2 separate regions of the Mus musculus genome follow, and region 2 is linked to region 1. The links are chromatin loops, found by intact Hi-C in ENCODE. Cell type or tissue: heart. All regions are shown on one strand.

Evidence for each region. Hi-C counts contacts between places; a loop is a spot of excess contacts. Peaks named below come from ENCODE experiments on the same cell type or tissue, not always from the same donor. Only the 100,000 strongest peaks of a DNase experiment are listed, where the experiment ranks them.
Region 2: a loop joins it to region 1, with 5 times the contacts of the local background. A loop is called at or near these places in 3 of 42 quality-filtered maps.

What each region holds. Positions count from the first base shown.
Region 1 is chr19:60,785,903-60,793,902 of GRCm38, reverse strand. Eif3a (eukaryotic translation initiation factor 3, subunit A) reads left to right here and starts at 3,210. Exons shown (of 22, transcript NM_010123.3): 1 at 3,210-3,434. The coding sequence starts at 3,386. In heart, a CTCF peak has its summit at 3,246; DNase peaks (open chromatin) are centred at 3,182 and 3,822; H3K4me3 peaks cover 3,595 bases; H3K27ac peaks cover 3,017 bases.
Region 2 is chr19:60,577,136-60,585,135 of GRCm38, reverse strand. Cacul1 (CDK2 associated, cullin domain 1) reads left to right here and starts at 4,113. Exons shown (of 9, transcript NM_030197.2): 1 at 4,113-4,808. The coding sequence starts at 4,418. In heart, no CTCF peak of the experiment used is centred here; DNase peaks (open chromatin) are centred at 4,055 and 4,785; H3K4me3 peaks cover 3,215 bases; H3K27ac peaks cover 2,624 bases.

The sequences.
Region 1 (8,000 bases):
TGGTTCCTAATGAAATGATGGCAGGAGATGGGCAGGGTCTTTTAGGTACAGAAAGACACAGTGTGGGCCTGGAGCAACAGAAGAATCTGCACTGCAGTGGTTTCTGTTTTCATGGAGATTATGGGCTTCTTCCTAGGATTCTACTAAAGTACGAAGTTAGACTATTTTATTTGCTGTTGTAACCCTTACACCTATCAGAAATGTATATTTGTTATGCTTGGCACATGGTACACACTTGATAAAGATTTGCTGAATGAACGCATTACTATGAATCATAGATTATAAGTACATTCCCATATTCTTGAAAATAAAATGATAAATGTTGGTGCATGCCTGTAGCTTGAGCACACTTCAGACTAAGGGGGAATTGAAAATTCTAGGCCACTTTGTAATGTTTTCATTGCACAGTGAGATCATATCTCAAAAGCAAAACAAAAGAGAAAAACTGAACCCCTCTCAAAACCACTCCCTATATTGTATTAGAGAAATTATCTCAGGAAGTACAAAAGTAACTTGACAAGGAAAAAAATATTTATCAACTTTTGACATGCCTGAATGGTTGTTTTCTGCTAAGTGAGTATTAATCAGCTGGCAATTATGCTTTCCTCTTGGTCCAATTAGATTCTATTTCAATTTTCATTGTATAAGCATCTATTTTTACCAGGGACTCACGAATTCTTTGAAATGAAGCATTGAGACTTTAATATCTCTAACACTCAACATTATGGCTGCTAGCTGGTACCAAAAGCCTGTTGGAGGAATGTATTTACCCCCGATAATCAGCATTATTATTTTCATTAACAAAGAGTACCAGACTCGGGGCTGGAGAGATGGCTCAGTGGTTAAGAGTACCAAATGCTCTTCCGAAGGTCCTGAGTTCAAATCCCAGCAACCATATGGTGGCTTACAACCATCTGTAACAAGATCTGATGCCCTCTTCTGGAGTGTCTGAAGACAGCTATAGTGTACTTACATGTAATAAATCTTAAAAAAAAAATGAGTACCAGACTCTAAGTAAATTGTTGGAGGTGGTGTCTTATTTGCTGCTCAGCTGTTCTTGAACTCTGAGGTTCAAGCAATCTTTCTGTCTTAGGCTTTGAGTGGTTTGGATTACATACCAGCCACTGTATATAACTAATTTGACTCATTTTTTTAATGCACACATGTGATCATTGTCTATATGTCACCGATGATTAATATGCTTTAAATAACACAAAGGGGAAATCATCAATATGAGGGATATTTCATTTCACTTCTTTTAATTTTCTAGTGGTCAACTGACTGTGGGCCTACCAAATAGGTAATGTTAAACACACTTTACCTTCATGACTATTTTCCCTTATGAATGTTTATGTACAATGTGTGTGCCTGGTGCTTGTAGAGGTCAAAGGTGTAAGATATCCTAGAACTAGAGTTATGGATGGATGGTTATAAACCATCTTATGGATGCTTAGAATCAAACCTGGATTCTCTCTTCAGGAGCAAAAAGTGCTCTTAACTGCTAAGCCATTTCTTCAGCTTCTATTTTACTATTTTTTGTTATGATAATGGAGTCGAGAATGTGAGAAAGCCTTTTCTGATATTTAGGCCAAGTTTCTTTTTATTTTACTGCTTGAGTCTTTCTTTAGCCTATGAAGTAATTTTTATGTAATTAAAAACTGCATGAAAGAACTATTTGCTCTTTATGTTTGGCTTTTAAAATTTGACTTAACTATAATATACACAAAGAAACCCTTTGATCATGCCCATAAAACAGTTGGTAAAGCTTGTAAATACTGGATGCTCTTTTACACCAATCCTGTCCGGGTACTTGTTTTGGAAGGTGAAAGTTCATGATTTAGCATGGTCTAAGCATTCTGGAGGAAGAACTCTTGAAATGAACTTTAACATATTTTTTATTGTTTTTAGTGTGCCCTGTATCTTTGAGTGGGTATGTTCATGTGAATGCAAGTGTTGGGTAAGCCAGAGATGATAGATACTCCAAAACTAGAGTTATAGGTGGTTATGAGCAGTCTGATGTGGCTGAACTAGAGTGCTCTGCAAGATTAGTATCTCTTCAGACCTTTAAATAGCTTTAAAATATTTCTCATTAATTTGTTTTTCGAGAAAGGTTTTCCTCTGTGTAGCTTTGGTCTATAGAACTCCCTGTATAGACCAGGCTGGCCTGGAACTAACAGGGATCTGCCTGACTCTGCCTCCTGAGTGCTGGGATCAAAGGCCAAAGGCGTAGATTCTCACCACGCTCAGGTTTTATTTATTTTTTAAGGTTTCCTCATTCATTGACACAGTATCTCATTAACTCACATGTCCCATACTATTGTAAAATATGTAATAAACTTACAATAATTTATTCTTTTCTTCCTGAATTTTCTCTGAACCTTTGTGTGGTGCCAGGGATTATGGAGGCCCCTGTGTGTGCTAGAGGAGCGCTCAGCCACTGTACAGCCACAGCCCTGAACTCAAGTTAATTTCCTACCAAGAGCCTAATAATTCGACGCGGTTTAAATGGCTTTCAAGCTCTAAGCATAGTAATTAATCTGTGAACACTACATTTGTTAGGTAGCAATAAAAGACATGGCTTGCAATAAGCCATTTCTTCACCAACACATTTCTTATATTTGTTTGTGACGTGAGCTGTATGTAAAAATCGATGACACTCGCGTATTTTCAAATATACAAGCCAGGTTCCTGGGTCTTCTACTCCCCTTCTTTCGGGAATCCTTGGGACACTAACCCTAGGAGGATACCAAATAACTCTGTTTATTATTCGTTTGTTCCCTCCCCTTCCTTGTCAATCAAGTGACTGGTGACCTATTTTTCAGGGATGAACACCACTGGCCAGCGATACGGGGTCAGCACTTCCGTTCAGTATTTTCAACCTTTCCAGGAGAGGTCCCGGCAGAGGCGATGCGACCCTAACGCGGCCTGCTTCCGCGCACGTCATTTTGGCTATGACTGTGTAGACACTGCCTTTTCTCGTCGCAGATCAGACCGCAAATTTCCCTTTCCCACTCTGTGTCCGCGGGGGGCAGAGGTGGTCGGAGAAAACGGTCCCGAAGGTTCCCTCCCGCAACCAAAGAACACCACAGCTCGCGCTGCTCGGCACCCAGCGCCACGTCAGCCCGCGCTCGAGACGCCAGCGCGCCTGCGCGCGGAGAAAGGCGGAACATGCGCAAAGGCCTGCCTCCTACATCCGGGGCTCGGGCGGCGGCGCTGCCGCCGCGAGGGAATCACGTGGTTCCTTCCTTTCCGTCTCTGGCCGGCTGGGCGCGGGCATCTGCTGGCGAGGCGCGTGGAAGCTCGCGCTAGTTCCCCTCCGCCTTCTCTCCCGGTCCAGGCCACTAGGGAGTTCGCTGACGCCGGGTGAACTGAGCGTACCGTCAAGATGCCGGCCTATTTCCAGAGGCCGGAAAATGCCCTCAAGCGCGCCAACGGTGAGTAAGGCAGCGGGTCGCGCCGCGCAGGGCCGGCCCGAGGCCTGGGAGTTTCGAGGGCCTCCGCCTGCTGCCCGCAGCCCGGGCTGTGGAGGCCAGTGGTCACGGCCGCCGCCACCGGGCCGCGTCTGCGCACGGCCTCCCTACTCAAGCGGGCCGCGGCGGAAGGCGCGGATCAGGAACCGTCGCTCTGGTGTGTGTTGAGTGGCTGCCGCCCGAGGCTTGCGTCGCAGGGCCACGGCCCAGCGGGTCAGGACTCTCGGGTCTTGCGATTCTTCGCTACGATCGGCCTTCTGCTGGCTTTTCAAACCCGCGGGCTGCTTGGGAAGCCCCGCGCTCCCTGCCGCCATCTGGGAGTGCCGGGAGGAGGAAACATGGCTCCCTCCCGGGGACAATGCACGCGAGAACCTCCGCTCCACCTCCCGCCGGGGTCGGGAGCCGGCTAGTCTACCTTCACTCCACCTCTCGGGCACGTCTGGTTCCTGATCCCACGCGGAGGCCTTCTGGGTCAGGGTCTACTTCCCTCACTACTAGTTTGCACTTCAGGCCTCTGCTCCATTAACTTGTTTCCTGTGGTGTCCTCCCCCCCACCCCCCGAAATGATGAGGGTCATTTCGAAAGTATTTCGAATCCAGTAAAGTTAGTATTCTTTAGGGATTTAAAAATGATCTACCCAGACAAGCCCTAGAAAGAGTGATTTCCCCAAGGTCACTTGGGAGTGTCAGAAAACTAAGACCAAGGTCTCTTGATATCCAGATCAGCTTTTTGTTTTTTGTTTTTTTGTTTTTCCTCCACCGCAGAGCCACTGAGTGCTATTTCTATTTCCATACGTGTGCTTAATTAAGCCTAGTGCTTGCAGGAAAGACTTGCCCGGATCTCTGACATTGTGTCGTGGAAAACTCGTGTGCGCATATCTGATCTGACCTTTAAAAATTGCTTTTTATTTTTTAAAATAAAACCTGATAATTCAGTATTTGTGCCCTTTTCAACCCTTCCAGTCCAAACTGGAAAAATAAACCATGTATGTTGCAGGTTTTTGTTTGGCAAGCTTGTTAGAAGTGGAAGTTACATTTTGTGAAAAGGCCATTTGACTCAAAACTTATAATAAAAGAATACTGCTGATAATTTTCAGGAATGAAGATGTGTTGGTTACATACATTAATATTTTTTGTGGTTAGGAAGCAGTCTGGAGTAGAATAATAATGCACTGTGGGTCACCCAATACCTCTAGTACTAATCTATTATTGAAAATAGAACTAGCTAATTTAGGACTTTTAATGTTTTGAAACTTAGAATTGCATTGTGCTGTAGAAAATGGAATTGGATAGACTTACTAGGTATAGCTATTAATATATGTTTAAGTTGTAACATTTAGCAGCAGTTACCATAGTAGTCTAGTTAAAGCACTACAGTCTTTGGCCTACATACATACATAGTAACATGCTGACCTTATCTTTCTCCTGTTTGGAATCTTCATGTGAACTTGGTTAATATTACAATAAAGTTTTAAAGTAGAAAGGTTACATAATGTGTTCTAAATTTCTTTTCACAGTTTCTAAGTTGACTTGATTAATGATGAGTAAGCTGGGGAGAGTGTTAGCAAAGTAGACTAGGACTTTGTGGTACTGTGTGGCTAACTTGGGTCTTGGTGCATTTTCCCTAAGGCCCGTATTGACTTCTTGCTGCAGCCCCATTACAGTTTCCCAAGTAGCAAGTAGTGATGCCTTAGCTTCCCAGGGATTTGACAGGAGCAGATTGTCTATCACACGTGCGGCACTGTTTGTAGAACAAGTAGATGATAAAATGGGTTTTCACTTTTAAGAAAGGTTTACCTAAATGTTTTATCTGTAGCATTTTGTAGCCCCAGGGATATTTAGAGCTAATCTAGTGCATTATTTTAATAAATAAAATAGACCTTCAAGCCATTCTAATTGGTAATTTTGGGGTGGAAAAGTGTCAAAGCCTTTTACACTCAAACTCTACAACTCCTGCCTTAAAAGGTAAAACTGTTATGAAACCCCACAACTGAGTAGTAACGATATAGGTTGGATACTTAATCTGTTGAAGGAATTAGTGAAAAATGAAGGATTGATATGAACCTTTTCTTTATTGGTAGATACATGGTTTCAGTCATATACTCAGGAGAAACGCAGAGTGCTGTTTTTCTAATAATACATATAATTCTGGATTTCAGTTTATAGATCTTAATCTCGAAATCATCTAAGGGTTGAAATAATTCTTTCTAGCTGCTCTCACACAATTAGGTAATTTCAAGTCTCAGTTGTAAGTTAAGAGTAAGGACTCACAGCCATGATCATCATGAAGAGTTTGTTTCAATTTCAGTCTATTGTCTATATTTTCCCTCATATTTTTCTTCTGGGGGGGGTTAAGGTGTGTGCTGTCCCTGCCCCAGCTGTGCCCTAGAACTCAGTGATCTGTGTGCCTTCCAAGTGCTGAAGTTAAAGGCACACTCCATCACATCAAGCAAATGTTTGATATTCAAGTGAGCTTTTTGAAACTTTTAAAGCTAGATTTTTGGGCTTAGACTTTGGCCCATCGTTAAGAAAACAACTCTTAAATCTGTCATTAAAGGTTTATTTACTTTGCTTTTTTTTTTTTTTTTTTTTTTTTTGAGGCAGAGCCTTATTAGGTAGCCCAGGTTCTCAAATTTGATCTTACTGCTTCAGTCGATTCAACCACATCAAGCTTCTAAGCAAGAATTTAAAAGTGACAGTAAGAAATCACACATTGTGGGCAAAAACTCAGGTTTGATTGCCAGCACACACAGTGCCTTAAAACCAACTTAACTCCAGTTAAAAGGGGATCCATTCTCTTCTGACATCCAAAGGCATGCATGTGTGGTACATGTAAGCAAAAAACTCATACACATAAAGTAAAAAAAAAAAATCTAGTATTTTTTTTTGAAGTAAAGAAATCTCATGCCCATTTAAAAATTACACATTGGGAAAGTGGATTATTCTTATATTTCCAGTGTTTTGTATTTTATTTTTTCATGGGTTTAGTCCTTAGCTTTAACTTGATTTGTATTTCATATTGCAAACACTAGATAATAGCTTAAAGTTTAAATCCTTAGTGTAAAATTGGGGATTAGGTATGTCATTTTAATGTTGCTGTTACAATTTTTCTTTTAATTTTATGTTATGAATGCTTGTATGTATGTCTATCACTATATGCAAGTATTGCCCTCTTGGAGGTTAGAAGAGGGTATCAGGAACTATCCCCCTGGAACTCAAGATTCAGGCAGGAGTTATTGATGATGTGAACGTCCATGTAGGTGCTGGGAATAGAACCCAGGTCCTTGAAGAATAGCCAGTGTTCTAAATTGCTAAGCTATCCTGCTTTTACTGTTAAATGCATTTACTAATTTTTTTTTTTTTTTTTTGTGGATAGGGACTTTTGGTTAAATGCTTTGAAAAACACCTAAAGTAACATGGAAAACTAACCTTAGGCACACTTCCAGGAAGAGGGTAGTACTTAAAACAGGAAGGCATTTTTGTTCCAATATAGTAAGTAACTAGTTTTCTGTGTGTCACTTGGGCTTAGTAAGTTTTTCATGGGTAGCAGGTTGGCCCAAGCGAAAATAGTCTTTCCTCACACATAACATTGAGGAGTTTGTATTTGTTTGCATGTGAGTACTATTTGATATAAGGGGTAGGTGTAGGGTCAGGGTCATGTCTTGGCCTGGCACACTGGAGGCAAGCCCCTGGGTTTGGTCTCCAGCACTGGAGGACAAACCATTGTTGATATATATGATGAGTTAGAATATTTTGTAAAGATGTTTAGTAAGGTATGTTTGGTATGCTATGTTTTTTGGTTAGTAAGTAGTTTGGTATGTGATTTGTTCAGGTATAAACTTAGCATATGGGAGAATTGAAGCAATATTGTTTCACTGGAAGAACTGGGAAGCACCATTTCTGAAACCAGTCATTAAACCTGTAGATCTAGTTCACTTCTAAATAATAAACTTTTATAGGACTTTTTTTATAGGACTCATGTGTATGAGTGATTTGCTTGTGTGTGTGTTTATGCACCGTGTATGTCTGATGTCCACAGAGATCAGAAAGAGAGGGTATGAGAGTCCTGGGATGGTGGTGAGCCACAATGTGGGTACTGGAGGCAGAGCTTGGGTCCTCTGAAAGAGGAATAAAGTGCTCTTGGACCACCTCTCCAGCCTCAATTCTGTTAATTTAAAAAAAAGAAATGGTGCTGGAATTCAACCCAAGGTTTTTAACATGCTTGTTTTAAGCTAGAGCTTCTCCACTCAATTCAGGTTTATCTAGGGGGGAAAAAAAGAGAATTGTTTAAAATTATTATTAAGGGGGTGGTGGAGACAGGGTTTTATTGTGTAGACCAGGGTGGCTGACCTCACACTTAGGTTTGTCTGCCTGAGCCTCCCTGCTGGATTAAAGGGGTGGGCCACTACCTCTGGCTCCAAATGCATATGAGTACACTTTAGCTATCTCGAGATGTACAGAAGAGGTGGTTGTGAGCACCATATCATTGCTGGGAATTGCTAAGATTACAGGCATAAACTACCACTCTTGA
Region 2 (8,000 bases), 210 kb after region 1:
GGCCCCTTGGTCTTGCAAACTTTATATGCCTCAGTACAGGGGAACGCCAGGGCCAAGAAGTGAGAGTGGGTGGGTAGGGGAGTGGGGGGGAGGGTATGGGGGACTTTTGGGATAGCATTGAAATGTAAATGAAGAAAAATTCCTAATAAAAAATTAGATATTAAAAAAAAAAAGGAATCATCAGTGGTGGCACCATCCAGCAGAAACTGCCAGGCCTCTGCCAGATTAGCACGAGTCAGTGGGACCCACCAGGGCCAGCCAGAGGACAAGAGACTGAAGACCAGCAAAGGCAAAGATTAAGGACTCCAGACCAACAAAGCATTGCAAGGCTAGCTGTCGGTTGAACCCTATTTATACTTCTTTCTCCAAACATCATATATCCTCCTACCTGTCTTGTCTCAACAAAACAACACATGAGTTTGCCTTAGCAAAATACCATGTGATTTTACATCACATGGCATATCTAGAAAATTCTACTTCAATGTTCCCTAAGGATGGTTTCTATTAATTGGAAGCTGAAGATAAAGGTCTAGGGAGGGAAGATAAAGGTCTAGGGAGGGAAGATAAAGTCTGGGATAATCATTCTGGGGGAATTGAGTGAGGTCTGGCTCTACAAATAGCCAAAGGTCCTCAGGTTGTGAAAAACATCTATTCCCAGCTTTCTTCGTGGAATGCAGGCATTTTATTCCCTTTATTGAGGAGACGTATGTTTAACATTCCTGGTTTCCTTAGTGCTCTGTGGGTGACTGGACCTTTGGGTCTCCAACAACGCTTGTTGTAGAGATAAAACAACAACTATAACAACAACAAATCCATAAGAACAAAGATTAAAGAATCATTACCCCTCCTACCCAGATAAACTACCATGGTGTAGTGGCTATTCCTTGTTTTCAACTTGACTATAACTGGAATAAACTACAATCCAGAATTGGAAGGCTCACCTGTGACCCTAATCTGGAGGCTGTGAGATACAAGTTTCTGACCTGGATCTTGGCATGAAAGTGGCTAGGAGCCGGGAGTGATGGCGCATGTCTTTATTCCCAGCACTTGGGAGGCAGAGACAGGTGGATTTCTGAGTTCTAGGCCAGCCTGGTCTACAAAGTGAGTTCCAGGACAGCCAGGGCTACACAGAGAAACCCTGTCTTGAAAAACCCAAAAAAAAAAAAAAAAAAAAAACCAAAAAAAGCCCAACAACAACAACAACAAAAAAGAAAGTGGCTAGGAATCCCAGAAGATTAAGATGGGGAGATCTCTGAGTTCAAGGTCATCTGGAACAAAGCAAGTCCCAGATCCAGGCATGGTAGTATACACCTTTAATCTGGGCCACAACTTCTGCTGGAGACCTACATAAGGACATTGGAAGAAGGAAGATTTGCTCTCTGTTCTTTGCCTGCTTGCCTCGTGGGACTGAGCAACTGCTAGATCCTTGGACTTCCATTCACAGCTGCTGCTGACCATTGTTGGGGAGTTGGACTACAGACTGTAAGTCATCAACAAATTCCCTTACTATATAGAGACTACCCATAAGTTCTGTGACTCTAGAGAACCCTGACTAATACACATGGATATTTTAAATTGGTGTTCTCTCTAAGTATACAAACTTAAACATATATTATATAGGTATATTTGTACTGTTTTAATAAAATTCTTATCTTACTAGGAAACAGAAACAAACAGAAAAACCAAACAAAGAGGCTAACTTCTGGGACTGTGGAAGGATATAGTAATTATTAACCTGGGCCCACTGTTGGGTCAGCATTCCTTATTTTGTTGTAATTGTCTCTAAATACTGAACAAACCAGAAATGGTTTTAAGTTAATAACTATTAAAGCATAATATACCTGTACTAGTCAGGGTTCTTTAGAATCCAAGAACTTATGAAATGCGCGCACACACACACACACACACACACACACACACACACACACACATATATATGCATATATATACATATACGTGGAATTTATTGGGATGACTTTTATATAGGCTGCAGTCCAACTAATCCAACAATGGCTAGCTGTGAACAAAAAGTCCATGAATCTAGCAGTTCCCCAGTCTCACAAGAATGGGTGTCTCAGCTGGTCTTCTGTATATGCTGGAATCCTGAAGAAGTAGGCTCCAATGCTCATGAAGGAATGGATGATCTAGAAAAGTGAGGACAAGCAGGCAAAGAGTAAAAGCTTTCTTCTTCCATGTCCATATATAGGCTTCTAGCAGAAGGTGTGGTTCAGACTAAATGTTTGTCTTCCCACCTAAAGATCTGGATCCCATGTGTGTCCTTGAAACCTGGATTGTAGTTCATTCCAAATATAGTCAAGTTGACCACCAAGAATAGCTACCAGAACTCCTTGAGGTCTAATTTAATAATTGCTCACAAAGTTCTAAATAAAAATCAACCACGTATCGAATGCCCATTCACCTTCCCTTCTGTTTCTTACCCATGGCCACCTAAATAGACTCTATCAAAGATTTCTCTGGCTCAGCCTGTTATGCTTTTCCACGTTAATGAAAGCTTGTTATATATGGAGTATCTTAACAAAATACACATGAACAGTTCAGTATTTAACAGTGTGCTGGGAAAAACTCCTTAGAGTAGGGCCTTCTAGGAAAGTTTACTATAATTGTACCAATCTCATCAGTTCTAAAAGTTTTCATAGTCACTTTCAGATTGATGAGTTGATAAAAGATTAACACAGTGGGGACTTACCAGTTATCCTTCAGTTAATGGTTTCTGTGATGGCTATTTCTGGTTTGTCAATTTGACTACACCTGGAATGAACTACAATCCAGAAATGGAGGGAACACCTGCAATCCCGATCTTGAAGCTGGAAGACACCCAGGTCTTGACATGGGATGACACACACTTTTGATCTAGAACTTGAGGCACAGTGCCCAGGAAAAGCTTAGGCCCAGACAAGATGGTATACACATTTAATCCCAGGAGACAGAGGCAAGCATATCTCTGAGTTCAAGCCCAGCCTGAGACAGAGCAAGTTCCATTAAACAAAAGCTTAGGTCCAGGCATGGTGGTACACATCTTTAATCTGGGCCGCACCTTCTGCTGGAGGTCTACATAAGGACAATGGAAAAAGCATTCATTCTTTGCCTGCTTGCACTTGCCAACACATCTGTTGGAACCTATTTCTTCAGGATTCTAGTTTATACAGAAGACCAGCTGACTTAGCCTGGTGGGATTGAGCAACTACTTAGATTCTTAGAGCTCCCCATCACAGCTGGCCATTGCTAAGTTAGCTGGACTGCAGACTGTCATTCATCCCAATAATTTCTCTTAATACATAGAGACATTCCATAAGTTCTGTGACTCTAGAGAACCCTAATAGTTTCTAACTGCACAGTGGTCAGAGAATGTGGTTATGTCAGTCCTCAGACATGCAGAGACACTTGCTTAGAGACACAGTATGTTTATCTTTTGTAAATGTTTCACATACTCTGGGAAGGAATGTATATTGTGCAATTTCTGAATCAATATTCTGTCCTTCTTAGTTTGGGATACCTAGGGCTAAAAAACGGCACACACCAACAGTCTACCCTTTGGAGTCTGTACCCAGGGCCTACTGCCACACTGTCCTTTCATTCCCCAAGCAAAGGCTCAGGCTGCGAGGTCAAGGTCTGGGTGGCAAAAAGCCTGTGTCGGTGGGGGACCCTCACTATGGAAAGGTTAGCCAGCATGGGGTATGAAGGGACACTCAGAAGGCTGAGGAAAGAGGACTGCTTGGAGTTAGTTGGAGCCCAGTTTGGAGTACAAAAAGAAAAAAGAAAAGACGAAAAGACTAAAAAAGAAAAGGGAAGGGGGCTGTTAAACATAAGAGCGTTGGTGCGCCGTTTTTGGGTCCACTCTCGGGCACACCCAGACTAGTTGTGGCAACAAGTTAGAGAATGCGCGTGCGCAGACCAAAGTCCTTTATCACGTAATGTCGGCCGGGGGCGGGGCCAGCGAATCCGGGTCTGGACACCTGGTCTAAACTGATGGGGAGGGGGGAGTGGGGAGGGGAGGGAGAGGGAATCGCGCCGCTGGGTGCATTCGCCTTGAGGTGACTCATAGCTCCCGCCCCCTTTTCGCCCAGCTTTCTCCAGGCCGTCCCTCGCATCACGTGCCTTCCTGGCCGCTCCCCCAGAGCCCTTTCCAAAGGCCAGAAGAAACTGCTGTAAAATGTCGTGAGGGACGTCAGCCCTTTGCGGCTGCCTCTCAGAACCAGACCCCGGGAGTGCCCACCTCAGTCAGCGGTTCCTCCGGCGGAGTCGTCTTGACGGAGGGCGAAAGCGCTCGGTGCGCCACTGGATTTTCCGCCGCACCCGCGAGGGCTCCGGGCGATGTGAACTCGAGGCGGCTTCTGCGCTCCCAGGCCCGGGGGCTGAGGTGGGCGGGCAGGTGCCTGGGAAGCCGCGGCCCGGCGGGATGGAGGAGAGCATGGAGGAGGAGGAAATGCTCACCTACGAGGCAATGATGGACGACCAGAATCACAACAACTGGGAGGCCGCCGCGGACAGTTTCCGCCAGCCTCCGCCGGCCCCGCCGCTGCCCCCGCCGCCGCCGCCGCGGCCCTCGTCGTCCATCCCGGATCCAGGCCGAGAACTCCCGGGGGGACAGCTGCTGGCTGTGCACGCGGGCTCCATGGAGAGGAAGGGTCCTAAGGAAGGGCTCCCGATGGGGCCTCCGCCCTTGCCGGAACCAAACGGGGTGATCATGATGTTGAAGAGCTGCGACGCAGCCGCCGCGGTGGCCAAGACGGCCCCTGCCCCCACCTCCAGCTCCACTATCAACATCAACACCTCCACCTCCAAGTTCCGTGAGTCTGTCCCTCCTCCACGACCCCACCCCCACCCCCCAGCCAGGCTTCTCCACACCAGCTCGTGGAATCCCCCCGCCCTGAGAGTAACTCCACTTCCTTTGTTCCAGGCTTAGTTCTCTTTCCTTCTCTTAACCCTCCCACCCTGATTCGGTGTCTGCGGCCAGTATCCGGCCAGCCAGCCAGTGTTGCCTGTTACACCTGCGCAGCCTCAGCTTATGCTTTAGAAAAGATCTTTAATACTCCTGATCATCTCTCAACATTAGTAAGCTCTTCTCTAGGGTGTCCCCTTCAAAGTTTCACCTTACAGAGCGAGAGGGAAAAGTAAGGCGGTCTTGAATTTCGTTAGAGGCCTTTCGTCTTTTTTTTTCAACCAGAGAGCAAAGAAATGTGTTCTTGTATTCTTTGCCGCTGTACTTTTAGCAAATCGGGCTTCTGAACGTTGGTCTCTAGCAACTCTTTGTTCTCTGTGAGTTTTTGCATCCTGTCAGGGAATTCTTAGTTACTTCTACTATGTAGTGGGAACTGCTACAAGTCTTTGAAGTTGATGTGTAAAATCACGTTCCAGAGAAGCGGTTCAGCAAGTGACTGTAACCAGGATCCTACCGCAGGTTGAACTTTTTAGCGGTCTGCCTTGAAATTCACTTGCAGATAGAAGATAAAAACTGACCCCAAAATGTTCACAATCAGGCAGTGTGCTTCCATAGCTAGGTAAAGAATAAGGTAGTAGTGCTTTTTAGTTCAGAGTGGTGGTGACAGTGTAAAAGGAACGTGGTGGCCAGGTCCTTGTTAGCTGCAAATTTAGAATGGCATCTCCTAATGTAACTGGAGATTTTATTTCTAGTTAAGTTTTATTAAGCTATAACAGTAATTGCCCACCTAGCTGTTGAAATTTTTTTTTGTCCTGATGCAGATAGTCACAACCTTAGAAAAAAGTATTTATGGGACTAGCACACATTACTTATTTGCCTTCAAGATACTGCTTTAGGCAGACACTTTGGTGTGGGTGTAGAAAGGAACTTTTGTTTATGATTATTCCCTGTTAGACATACACATGACAGTCATTTACACAATGCAGTTTGTATGTTGATTAAGTTGTGAAACTAGACTTTATAGTTGCAGTGTGATTTACCTTAAATGCTGAAGACAGTTTGGATTAATGCTTAAGTAGACTTTCTTTGATGAGTTAAGAAATGAACATTAAGAGCAGAAGTCGTCATCAGCTAAGCTCAGAGCAAAAGAATTTGCCACACTTAAAGGTTATTTCTTGAAAAGATTAATAAAGGGAGTTAGGAATGCAGCCAGGTTGAAAGAGTGCTTGTCTAGCAGTCAGGAAGCCCCAGATTTGATCCCAGCAACTTATAAAACCTGACCTGGTGGCTCACAGCTGCAATCCCAGCACTCTGGAGGTAGAGGCAGGATGATCAAGAATTTCATCTTCCTTAGCTGCATATCCTGTTAAAGGCCAGCCTGTGATATGTGAGACCCTGTCACAAAACAAAACAAAAAGGCTAGGAAGCTAAGACCTGTTAAAGATTGGTCAAGGGGAAAAGTTGCAAATAAATGAAAAATAAAAATAGAATATTAGATTTTATTATATGGTAATAAATTTGAAAAGGTAAATGAAATATATGATAGTTAGGGAACTATTAACTCAGAAGTTATCTAAGTTATCTAAGCATGGATGGACTAAGCTGAGACTAGTAGTAGTGCTAGTAGTGATGAAGACTTTCCCTTTCAAATCTCTTGGTCCAGATATTCTTGTATACAAGCTCCATTTCATTTCCATAACCTTTTCTTTTTATAAATTCTGGAATGTAGGGCACAGAAGCAAGACAAAACTAAAACCCCAAGTCCATTTTATAGGTTTAGTGAAATATTGATTTAAAACTAGGTAAGATTATAGTTGTGTTAACACCTGTTAGCATAGAAATGAAAATCCTGTATACTATTAGCTCATCAGATCTAACTATGTCAAAAGAATTGTGATTCACGGTTTGTCCAAGTTTTTTTTCGATATATTGCTGTGATTTATCTCAGTAGGTTGGAAAAAAGTCACGACTTGATAACTTTTTTAAATGCCAATATCCAGTACCTAGTTGATATTGTGGTACTTGATACAAGGATAACTTAGTAATTCAGAGAGTGCAGGATAACTATTTAAAAGTCAATACCTGTAGCTAATAGGAATAATAATGGAGACATTTTCAGTATAGTCACTATAAGATGGTAACTACCCATGGGTGTTCCTTAACATAATAAGAAAAGTCCTTGTTGCTTGCATGGTGGTTCACATTTTTAATTCCACCCCCCCAAATACACACACACACACACACACACCACGATCTTTTGAGTTCCAGGTCAGCCAAGGTAGACTCTGTCTCAAGAAAACAAACAAACAAGACCCCTGAAACAAACCCTTTAGAATTTGGTAATAATTTCATTTATCAAGAACCACTGAAACCAAAAGAAAAACACAATGTAGATGGATTGTTAGGTTGAAGACCAGCCTAGAAAAGATAAAATGTATACTAGTAGCAATGGTACCAAAAATAGATATCTGTATAATAGTTTAACAAATTATAGTGTCTATAACTGAAATAACCTCATAATACACAAGACTTAAGGACAGTGTAATTTTAATAAGTAACTGAGGAAGAATTCGCTAAATGGCTTGTTTCCATGTTCTTGAATCAAATTATTATAGGAATGTCCCTTTTCTCCATTTGAATCTAGAAATTCAATTTAAGTACCACCAACATTGTTTGATTTGTTTGACAAACTCCATTACTTTTGACACAGTGCTGGCTGCTCTTGTAGCCTGACAGAGGTGGGCAGTAGTGGGTTCTGCTGTCTTTTATTTACATGTGCCTCTGCCGCTGTCAGGTGATTTCTGGTCTGTCTTATGAGACTTCAGATCTGCTACTTGCTCTTGGGTTGTTGGTGTTGCTGAGTTTAAAGACATCCTTGTGAACTTTGGGCATGCATTCGGAATGTCCTCTCCCTGTGGTTTGTATTTTTCTTGGTGTTTTTCTGAAGAGAAGATGCTTTTAGCTTCAATGTTAATTGATTTTTATCAGTCTTTTTCTTCTATGGCCTGTTTGTTTGTTTGTTTTGTATCCTGAGAAATACTTGTGTAACTCAAAGTCAAAATTTTTCTTATATCTTTTTTACTTGCCTGATGTGATTGCT